Linked DNA regions of Mus musculus: regions 1 and 3 are each linked to region 2. The links are chromatin contacts, found by POLR2A ChIA-PET in ENCODE. All regions are on one chromosome and are shown on one strand. The core of a region is the stretch at or near the end of the contact, and the rest is flanking DNA. Distances in the headings are between cores, read along the strand shown. Region 1 holds the start of Cct3 (chaperonin containing Tcp1, subunit 3 (gamma)). Region 2 holds the start of Mef2d (myocyte enhancer factor 2D). Region 3 holds the start of Hdgf (heparin binding growth factor).

The links. ChIA-PET counts read pairs that join two places held with the same protein, here RNA polymerase II (POLR2A).
Region 1: POLR2A ChIA-PET joins it to region 2 with 31 read pairs in Patski. The contact joins the promoter of Cct3 here to the promoter of Mef2d in region 2. POLR2A ChIA-PET finds 5 or more read pairs at or near these places in 2 of 5 experiments (Patski and embryonic stem cell).
Region 3: POLR2A ChIA-PET joins it to region 2 with 17 read pairs in Patski. The contact joins the promoter of Hdgf here to the promoter of Mef2d in region 2. POLR2A ChIA-PET finds 5 or more read pairs at or near these places in 2 of 5 experiments (Patski and embryonic stem cell).

The regions. Positions count from the first base shown.
Region 1 is chr3:88,295,880-88,298,579 of GRCm38, forward strand. Cct3 (chaperonin containing Tcp1, subunit 3 (gamma)) reads left to right here and starts at 1,256. Exons shown (of 14, transcript NM_009836.1): 1 at 1,256-1,387. The coding sequence starts at 1,357. It overlaps Tsacc (TSSK6 activating co-chaperone), which reads right to left and starts at 1,120. Exons shown (of 4, transcript NM_001357024.1): 1 at 945-1,120.
Region 2 is chr3:88,140,984-88,143,683 of GRCm38, forward strand. Mef2d (myocyte enhancer factor 2D) reads left to right here and starts at 1,389. Exons shown (of 12, transcript NM_001310587.1): 1 at 1,389-1,691.
Region 3 is chr3:87,905,001-87,907,700 of GRCm38, forward strand. Hdgf (heparin binding growth factor) reads left to right here and starts at 1,321. Exons shown (of 6, transcript NM_008231.4): 1 at 1,321-1,714. The coding sequence starts at 1,628.

The sequences.
Region 1 (2,700 bases), core at 6-2,505, 150 kb after region 2:
ATTCCCTTCGGCAGTTTTTGTTAGTGCCTTTTCACTGCAGAAGACAAAGCATACCAAATACGAACTTTAAATCTATCACAAACATGTCATGACTCTTTGAGACTTCTGTTTAATTACTAGCCTTATTTTTTTTGTTGTTTTGTTTTGTCTTTTTCCTATATGGGGTGATCTGGCAAGAGGCTTGTCTCCAGTTTGAGATCAGCCTGGTCTTTACGACGAGTTTTAGGCCAGCCTTAGAACTCTGGTAAAGATAATACGGTAATTAAAAAAACAAAAACTCTAGTTTCTTTTGTCACTAACCAGTGACCAGGCTGGGGGGGAGGGGGCGAAGAAGACTCATAATACTGCAAGAAACACGACTTAGGATATTCGGGGGAAATGTGAGCGATCCTCCTTTATGTCTTTTTGCCTTAGACTCAACGTATTTTTCTAAGAAGTAAGACATTAGGACAGGAGAGATAGCTCAACAGTTAAGAGCAATAGATGGTCCCGCAGACAGGGTTACTTCCTAGCACCCACGTGGCGGTTCACAATCAATTCCAGTTCCAGAGGATCAGACTCCCGCTTGATCGCCTCTCACAAGTGGTGCACCTACATACGCACAGGCAAAACAACCATACACATAAAATAAAAAATAGGTACATCTAAAGAACAAGAATTTTCCTTCCTTTTCTTTAAAAAAGAAAACCAGCGCGTCTAGAGCAGTAAACCACAACTCCCAGCATGCTCCGGGGAGGCGGGGAGCCGAGTCGTTGCCTCCCCGCCCCGTAGGACAACTTCCACTTTTACACTGCCTCAATCTCTCGGGCCACGACGGGTATTTCTGGCTCCTCTACTCCTCCCTACCGCTAAGGCTGAAATAAAAAGTAGAGAACTATCATGCCTTCCTTGGCCTTCACGGTCGGACGAGAACCGATGGACAAAACAGAGCTTCATGATCTTACCTACAGCATTAATCCAAAGCCTCCACCCCAGCACCCACCCTCTAGTGGGTACTCATGCGCTGTAGCGAGCCAGCTAACTGCCCGTGCTTTGGCGCTTGCGCAGACATTCTGGCCGCACGCGGCCGGGAGCGGCCACGCCAGTGCGCAAGCGCTTGCGTCTCCCAGTCCCCTACATCATGCCCTCTCTATCTAACTTGCCTTGCCTTTCTTGCGTAGAGGGCGGGGCTAATACTGTCGATTGGCCTATGTTTTTGTCAATCAATAAAATGAGTTTGGTGATTGGCGGCACTTCAGAGGTTAGCAGGTTTCTGTGTCATTCCTGAGGAGGCAGCGTTTTCTTCGCTGCTCTTCTCTCCAGAAGGTTCTGCCGATTCCCCCCAGCTCTGGAGAGTCGGCTCTGCGTCGTGCCGCCATGATGGGCCACCGTCCAGTGCTCGTGCTCAGTGAGTTCAGGGAAGGGATGTCTCTCTCCGCCCCTCTCTCCCCAAGCTGGCCAGTGTTGCCCAGCTCCGTCCCGCCATGACTCGGCCCTCGTGCCTTCCAGTGGTCTTTTCGCCTTGGACCAAGCTCCTTCCCCACTTTTCTTCTCTTGCCTCTCCTGTCGCCTTCTTTTGACAAAATGACTTTCCGCTCTCGGAGTCGCTAGTCTTTACGTGTGCTTCATCCTATTCGCGTTCGGTTCTTTAGTCGCCACCCTCCACGCCCCCGTGTCCTTTACAGCATGATTTCCGTGTAGATAGTAATGATGGTTCTTAACGGTAGGCCTTGCTTCCTATGCTCGGTCCATCCCTCCGTAGAGGCGTGACTTAACGGCAACTCGCTTGATTGATACTTTAGCATCAGTATTTAGGAGGCTGTAGTAGAGTTGTTAAGTTGATAAGTAAAAGCTGCCTTTACCGGCAGATCGAATCGGAAGTGGCATCTTTTCAGTAGCGGTCATTCAGCAACCCTTGTTCGGAAATGACATTCCTGGCGTTCCCGATCTTGGATGTGATCTTTCCCACCAGCCAGTTCTCCCAAATTCCTTTCCTGGTTTTCTTTCCTCTTTAGGGAACGCCACTCATCTCAGTAAAGAGCACCAGTTCCTTGTCAGTTACCTGAGCTATTGAGAATAACTCAGTAAGCCTGGGTCAAAGTTAAACATAGTAAAGAGAAAAACAGATTTAGTCTGGCCACACTGGGAGGAGAGACAAAGGTGTTCAGTGACACTACCTCTCCTACACACTCGTAGACGAGTCCATGAGGTTTTAAGCAGCAGGCCAGATTTGTAAGAAGTCATTATTTTCTGCTCTAGTCTCCTGAGAGAAGTTTACCTACAGGGTGGCTCTCAGGCTTTAGTCTTTTTCCTGTTCTATCGTGAGATTCCTTGGCTTGTGATTGATATTTTGTTTGTTTTCGTCTGTGTATGGCACCAAGATTCCCTGGAATTGGAGTTACAGGCAGTTGTGAGCCACCTTGAGGGGCTGGGAATTGAAGCTGAACCATCTTTCCAGCCTCACAAGCAGACTTTCTTGGTCACTAATCTTTGAGACTCTGTGGCTCCTCTTCCCGGGGATGTTGTAAGGGGTGTGCAGTCTTGTGAAAAATCACTGTCCTACTGAGGCCCATTCAGGGCACTCAAGATATGAATCACTGGAAATATGTAAGCATGCATACAAGGAAAGTACTGGTCAAGACTATGAAGTTGAAGCATTTCAGGTTATCTCTTATTATACCGGGGGTTCTCTCATTATCTGTGTTTTTTGCCTGCCTCTAT
Region 2 (2,700 bases), core at 139-2,638:
CCCCATACTACTAGGAAAACTAAGGAGCAACATTTGGGGACCATGTGTGATCCTACATAAATCAGGCTTCTGGAAGGAGGGGCAAAGTGGAAGGGTTGAAAAGGGAGGCCGAGGGACTAGAAGCCTACGTGCTTCCTGTTTAAGGAGGTACATATATGCCTCCAAGCTCTTTGCAGAATAGTCCTATTGAACTGGCCCACTATGAGCCTTTTCTGAACTCACGCAGGCCCTAAAAGGGCTCATTTTCAGCTGAGCAGCCCGTGTGGGTCATACAGTGCAACACGAGGCACTGTACTAGTCTACTGGGAACTAAACTCACACCAAATTCACAAGTTATGTACCTGGCCTTACCACCTTCAGCTTACCCAAGAGGATGGAGAGTTAAGAGATGTGCTTTGCTCTTTTCAGAAATAGTGGAAAATTTTGAACCAAAACAGTCTGACTCCGAGATTATAAATTTTCTAACCCACCACTTGTCGCCTCTTCTCATCTCTCCCACAAGAAGCCAGAACAGGGACTTTGTTCAGTAAAGCAGACCCTAGCTTGTTGAAGAACCTCTTGCTTCTGTTTTGCTAAGGCTTTGAAGTCCACGCCAGACTCTGTCATTTCCTCAAGCTCCAGGTAGAGCCAGCCGAGGACTTGTTAGTGACAGGATGCGGACAGGAAGTCTGACGGGTTAAAGGTCCAGAAGCAATGGAGCGCACAATCTTGTTGTGAAGCACTTAAAAATTCACCACGCCCAGAGGCCGTCGGGGATTTTAAAAGATTTTTTTTTTTGAGAGAGTTATATTTCTTCAAGACAAGGCTTCTGGATGTTTCCTGTGAGGCAAGGGAGGTAGTGGTTGGGGTCCCGCCCCTTTAAATTGCCCCCTCCGTAGTTAAGTGCGCTGGGGCCCGCAGGCACTAAAAGATTAGATCACCCGAGAATTATGCACTGTAGCTTTAAATGTCTGGGCGTCAACCGAGCCGGGTCAGGGGAAAGGAGGGGACCTGTCACAGGTAGAGGGAGCAGCGGAGCTCCCCAGGTAACCACGAGATAAGAGAGCGCGATCTGGCTTCGGAGCTTTGTCACACAGTAAGTGTAGGAGCTGGGGCCTACCAACACTCTTATCTCCCCAGAACTTATTTACTTAGATCCCTGCCAACTCTGGAGCTGGGGTGCTGAGGTACCCGCAGCCTCGCTCTGTCCCGCAGGCGGAGGGATCTGGGCTCCACGCGCCGTGGTCGCGCGCCCCAAAGGGGTGGGGCGCAGGCCGCGGGCAGGGGGCGGGGTTGCGTCCCAGGCCTCCCTGCCAGGCCCCGCCCCCAGCCCTGCGGGGCCCTCCCATTGGCCCCCTGCTTGTCCATCACTCTCGTCTTTTCCCCCCCTCCCATCTCGCAAGCTAGGCTGCGCGGTGCCTACGTCGGCCTCGAGTCTGGGGCTGGAGGAGTTGCCTTTGGAGCCCGAAAGGAGGAAGGAAGCAAAATATCAACAACCGTCGAGGCGGCTTGGGCGCTCGGCTGCGTGCCTGCCGCCCGCCGCCGCCGCCCCCGCGCGCACCAGGGGGTCCCGGCCCTGTGGCGCCGCCCAGGCCGCGTGGACGCGGCGCCTTCGCTGTTTCCCGTCGGAGCTGCGGCTTCGCGTAACCGAGGATTCGGCGGACCGGGCCGAGGCTCCGGGCGCCGTGACACCCCGTCCCCCCCACGGGCTGGTGAGTCACGACGCGCGTCGGCCCCTTTAAGAACCCCTCCCCCACGCCGCGCGGCCGGGCTCAGGGTGGTCTGGAGCGCGAGGGGTGTACGGGCGCCCTGGCACGAGCGTCCCGGTCCGGGCGGGGCGACGGAGGCAGTGTTGGTGCTGGGGTGTCTGCTGTGACAGCCGCGCCTGGTACCCGAGCCCCCGTCGCCTCGCGCCTTGGCGGGCGCAACGCACGTGGCTCCGGCCGCGATTTCGCGCCCGTGGGGGCCCCCTTGGTCGGGCGTGTCAGCAACGCCGGCTGGAGAACCCCTGGACAGTAGTTTGCAGCTGTTAACACCTGGCAGGACCTCTCCAGGCCTTTCTCTTGGACGGTGCGGTGCGGGCCGAGTCAGTGCGAGTGGGGTTCGAGTGGTGAGGCTGGCCCAAGGGACTACTGTGCTCCCGGCCTCCCACCTCAGAGATGGGGCAGGGAGGCCTCCCAGAGATTCCATCGAGCCCTCGGGGTTCCCAGTGGCCCTGGACTACCCAGCTTGTCCTGAGTGCCAGTTCTGCCTACGACTGACCGGCACATTGGGGCCAGGCTAGGGGAGTACAGTGGGTGGATCCCGTTCCCTCCTGCCCTACCCGTGTGAGTTTCCTCCGAGGCCTGTTTGGCTGTGTGAGTGGTGGATCTTACCCCTCCCCCTAGCCCTCAGTGGGTCTGAGCTGCCTGACTGTGGGAAGTTTGCCGTCTGGGACGGTGACCTTGGGCTGCTCTGGCCGGATCTCGGAGAGGAGCCTACTGAGTGCGCTTGGCCTTGGGAGCTGTCCACCTTCTGTTCGTCTCCCTGTATCCGCGGTAGGTATCCGCCGAGGGGAGCATTGGCGAGTTACCTGACAGTGTTCTCAGACACCCAGCTTCTGGCCTCTGGCCACCGAGCCCCAGTGCTCAGCCTGGCTGTCCCAACTCCCATGGCCTTGCCTGTGAATGAATTTCCTTCCTGCGTCTTCCAGGATGGGGGTGGGGTGGGATGATTGTGGGA
Region 3 (2,700 bases), core at 71-2,570, 240 kb before region 2:
AAATCTGAGCTGGTGAGATGGCTCAGTGGTTAAGAGTGCCTACTGCTCTTCCAATGGTCCTGAGTTCAAATCCCAGCTGTTTGTGGACCATTTGAACTCATACATGGTGGCTCACAACCATCCCTAATGAAATCTGAGGCCCTCTTCTGGAGTGTCTGAAGACAGCTACAGTGTCTTACAAATAATAAATGAATAAATAAATATTAAAAAAAACCTTCAAATCTGCTGGGCAGTGGTGGTGCACCCGTTTAAGAGGGAGAGGCAAGTGGATCTCTGAGTTTGAGGCCAGCCTGGTCTACATGAGTTTCAGGACAGCCAGGGCTACACAGAGAAACCCTGCCTTGAAAAACCAAAAACAAACAAACAAAAACCAGAAACCTTCAAATCTCTTTAAAAAGAGAGTATGCAGGCCAGCCAGCCAGGGCTACATACTAAGACTGTCTCCCCCGGCAGTGGTGGCACACTTCTGTAATCCCAGCACTTGGGAGGCAGAGGCAGGCGGATTTCTGAGTTTGAGGTCAGTCAGAGTGAGTTCCAGGACAGCCAGGACTGCACAGAGAAACCCTGTCTTGAAAAATAAAAAAAAATAAAAAAAAAAGACTGTCTCAATAAAAATAAGATATAAAACAATTAGATATAAACAACAAAAAACCCATTGCACAGAGATGTAATTACAACAAAATCTTGTTTGGTTTGAGATCTGAGATCAAGTTTTGCGCACATCATTCCTTAGAATATAACCCAGGCCAAATACAGTCTTCAAATTAATACTATATATCTCCAAACTAGATTTAGTGGTATCCAACTGTCTTTATCGTTTAGGACCTCCTTATTCTAGTGAGGGTAATTGGTGATAGTCCAGATACAGCTGTTAATTTAGAGTAGACTGAAATGGTAGGACTCGAACTCTTATACCGCCACCAACAGAAGCACGTGGAGTGTGTGGGGTACACCTCTTGCCTTGGCGGTCTAACTAGTTAGAAGTCAGAGGCGCAGAGCAAATACGTGGGTTGGGACATGGCACGTGGTAGGGGGGACAGAGCGCAAGGCAGGCCACAGTAGGCCCCGCCTGGCCAGGGCATTCAGAGGAGCCCGGGGAGGGGCACGTGCAGCCTGTCCAGCGGGCGCCAGCTCCTTTTGGGCTGGCACCCACCACCCGCCCGCACACAAAGCCCGCTCGGCGCGCTCGGCACTCGGCTCTTCAAGCCTGTGCCTCTGAGCCCCGCCTGGCGGCCTCCAGGTTGGGTGTGAGGCCGGGGCAGGCTGTAGGCGTCGATTGGCTGCGCGCATCGAACCGCCGCGGGCGGGAGCGCGAGGGGAGGAGTGGGCCGCGGGGGGTGGAGGAAGCGGCCTCGCTCGCGCCGAGGAGGGAGCAATTGAATTTCAAACACAAACAACCACACGAGCTAGCGCTCCCGGAGCCGTGTGTTGCCCACCGCGCCCGGCCCTGTCCGAGCGGCGCGCGGGCGCAGACGCCGTGGCTGCCCCGGAGCTCGCGTCGGGGGCCGGCATCGAGGCGGGGGCCGCGCGAGGGCCGGAGCGCAGCGGCGCCGCAACCGCCGCACGCGCAAACTTGGGCTCGCGCTTCCCGGCTCGGCGCGGAGCCCGGGGCGCCCGCGGCCCCGCCATGTCGCGATCCAACCGGCAGAAAGAGTACAAGTGCGGAGACCTGGTGTTTGCGAAGATGAAAGGATACCCACACTGGCCGGCCCGGGTGAGTGGCGCGGCCGTCGCGGGCCCTGCTGCGGGTTGCATAACGCTCGGGAGGGCACGGCCGCCGAGCGCGGAGCGGGCGTAGGGGCAGGGGTGCCAGGCCTGTTCTGGCTGGCGGGAGCCCACCACCGCTTACATAACGGAGGCGATCGCGGCCGGCACCTGGCGGGCAGCGCCGCGTGCTCAGTTCGCCCTCACCCCTCCGTCACAGCGGCCGAGGCTTCGGGCTCACGGTGGCGGGGGGGGGGGGGGGAGCGGCCCGATGGTGTGTCGCTTCTTTCGCCGCGAATCCCAACCCCTTCTCGGAGCCCCGCTTGAGCCCTGAGTCTCCATTGATAGTTGCCTCCAGTTCAGGTTTCTCTGGCTGGACGAACGGGTGCGAGGGGTCTCAGTTCACAGAGGGTTAGGTGGATGTAGAGTTGGCGACTCACAAACTTTCTTGGAGCATTTTGGTAGGAACTCTGAAGTTGGGAGGGTCGTGAAATGTTTGGGGACGACTTACTTAAAAATGGTCTTGCCTGGCCTGGTGACTCTGCCATAACCGATTTAGCCCCCAGCTCTACAAGAACATCCCTCCATATGCCTCCAGCTCAGACTTGGAACTGGAGGCAGCAGGGCCCCCGTGTGCTTTGGGAAATCCAGTACAGACGACCTTAGCGCGGTGTGGGGGATTGTGGGACGCTGGAGTTTCCTCGGCTTCCCATTAGTGAGCGTCTCCAGTCAGGGAGGCCGGTGTCAGCCATGTGGTTGTTTGAACCCGCCAAGAGTAGGGCCTTCCCCATTCCAGCACCTGGCCAGGTGGGAGGGTGGGGCAGAAAGCCTGCTGTGTTTATCACCTTCCCTCCCAGGAAAAGGTGTGTGTGTGTGTGTGTGTGTGTGTGTGTGTTGGGGGGAGGGTTGCTTCTGGGAATTTTTCAAAACGATTGTAGAGGGGGCCCTTGATACCGAGTGAGGGCATGACTCAGCCCCTTAGGGTGTGGAACTTGT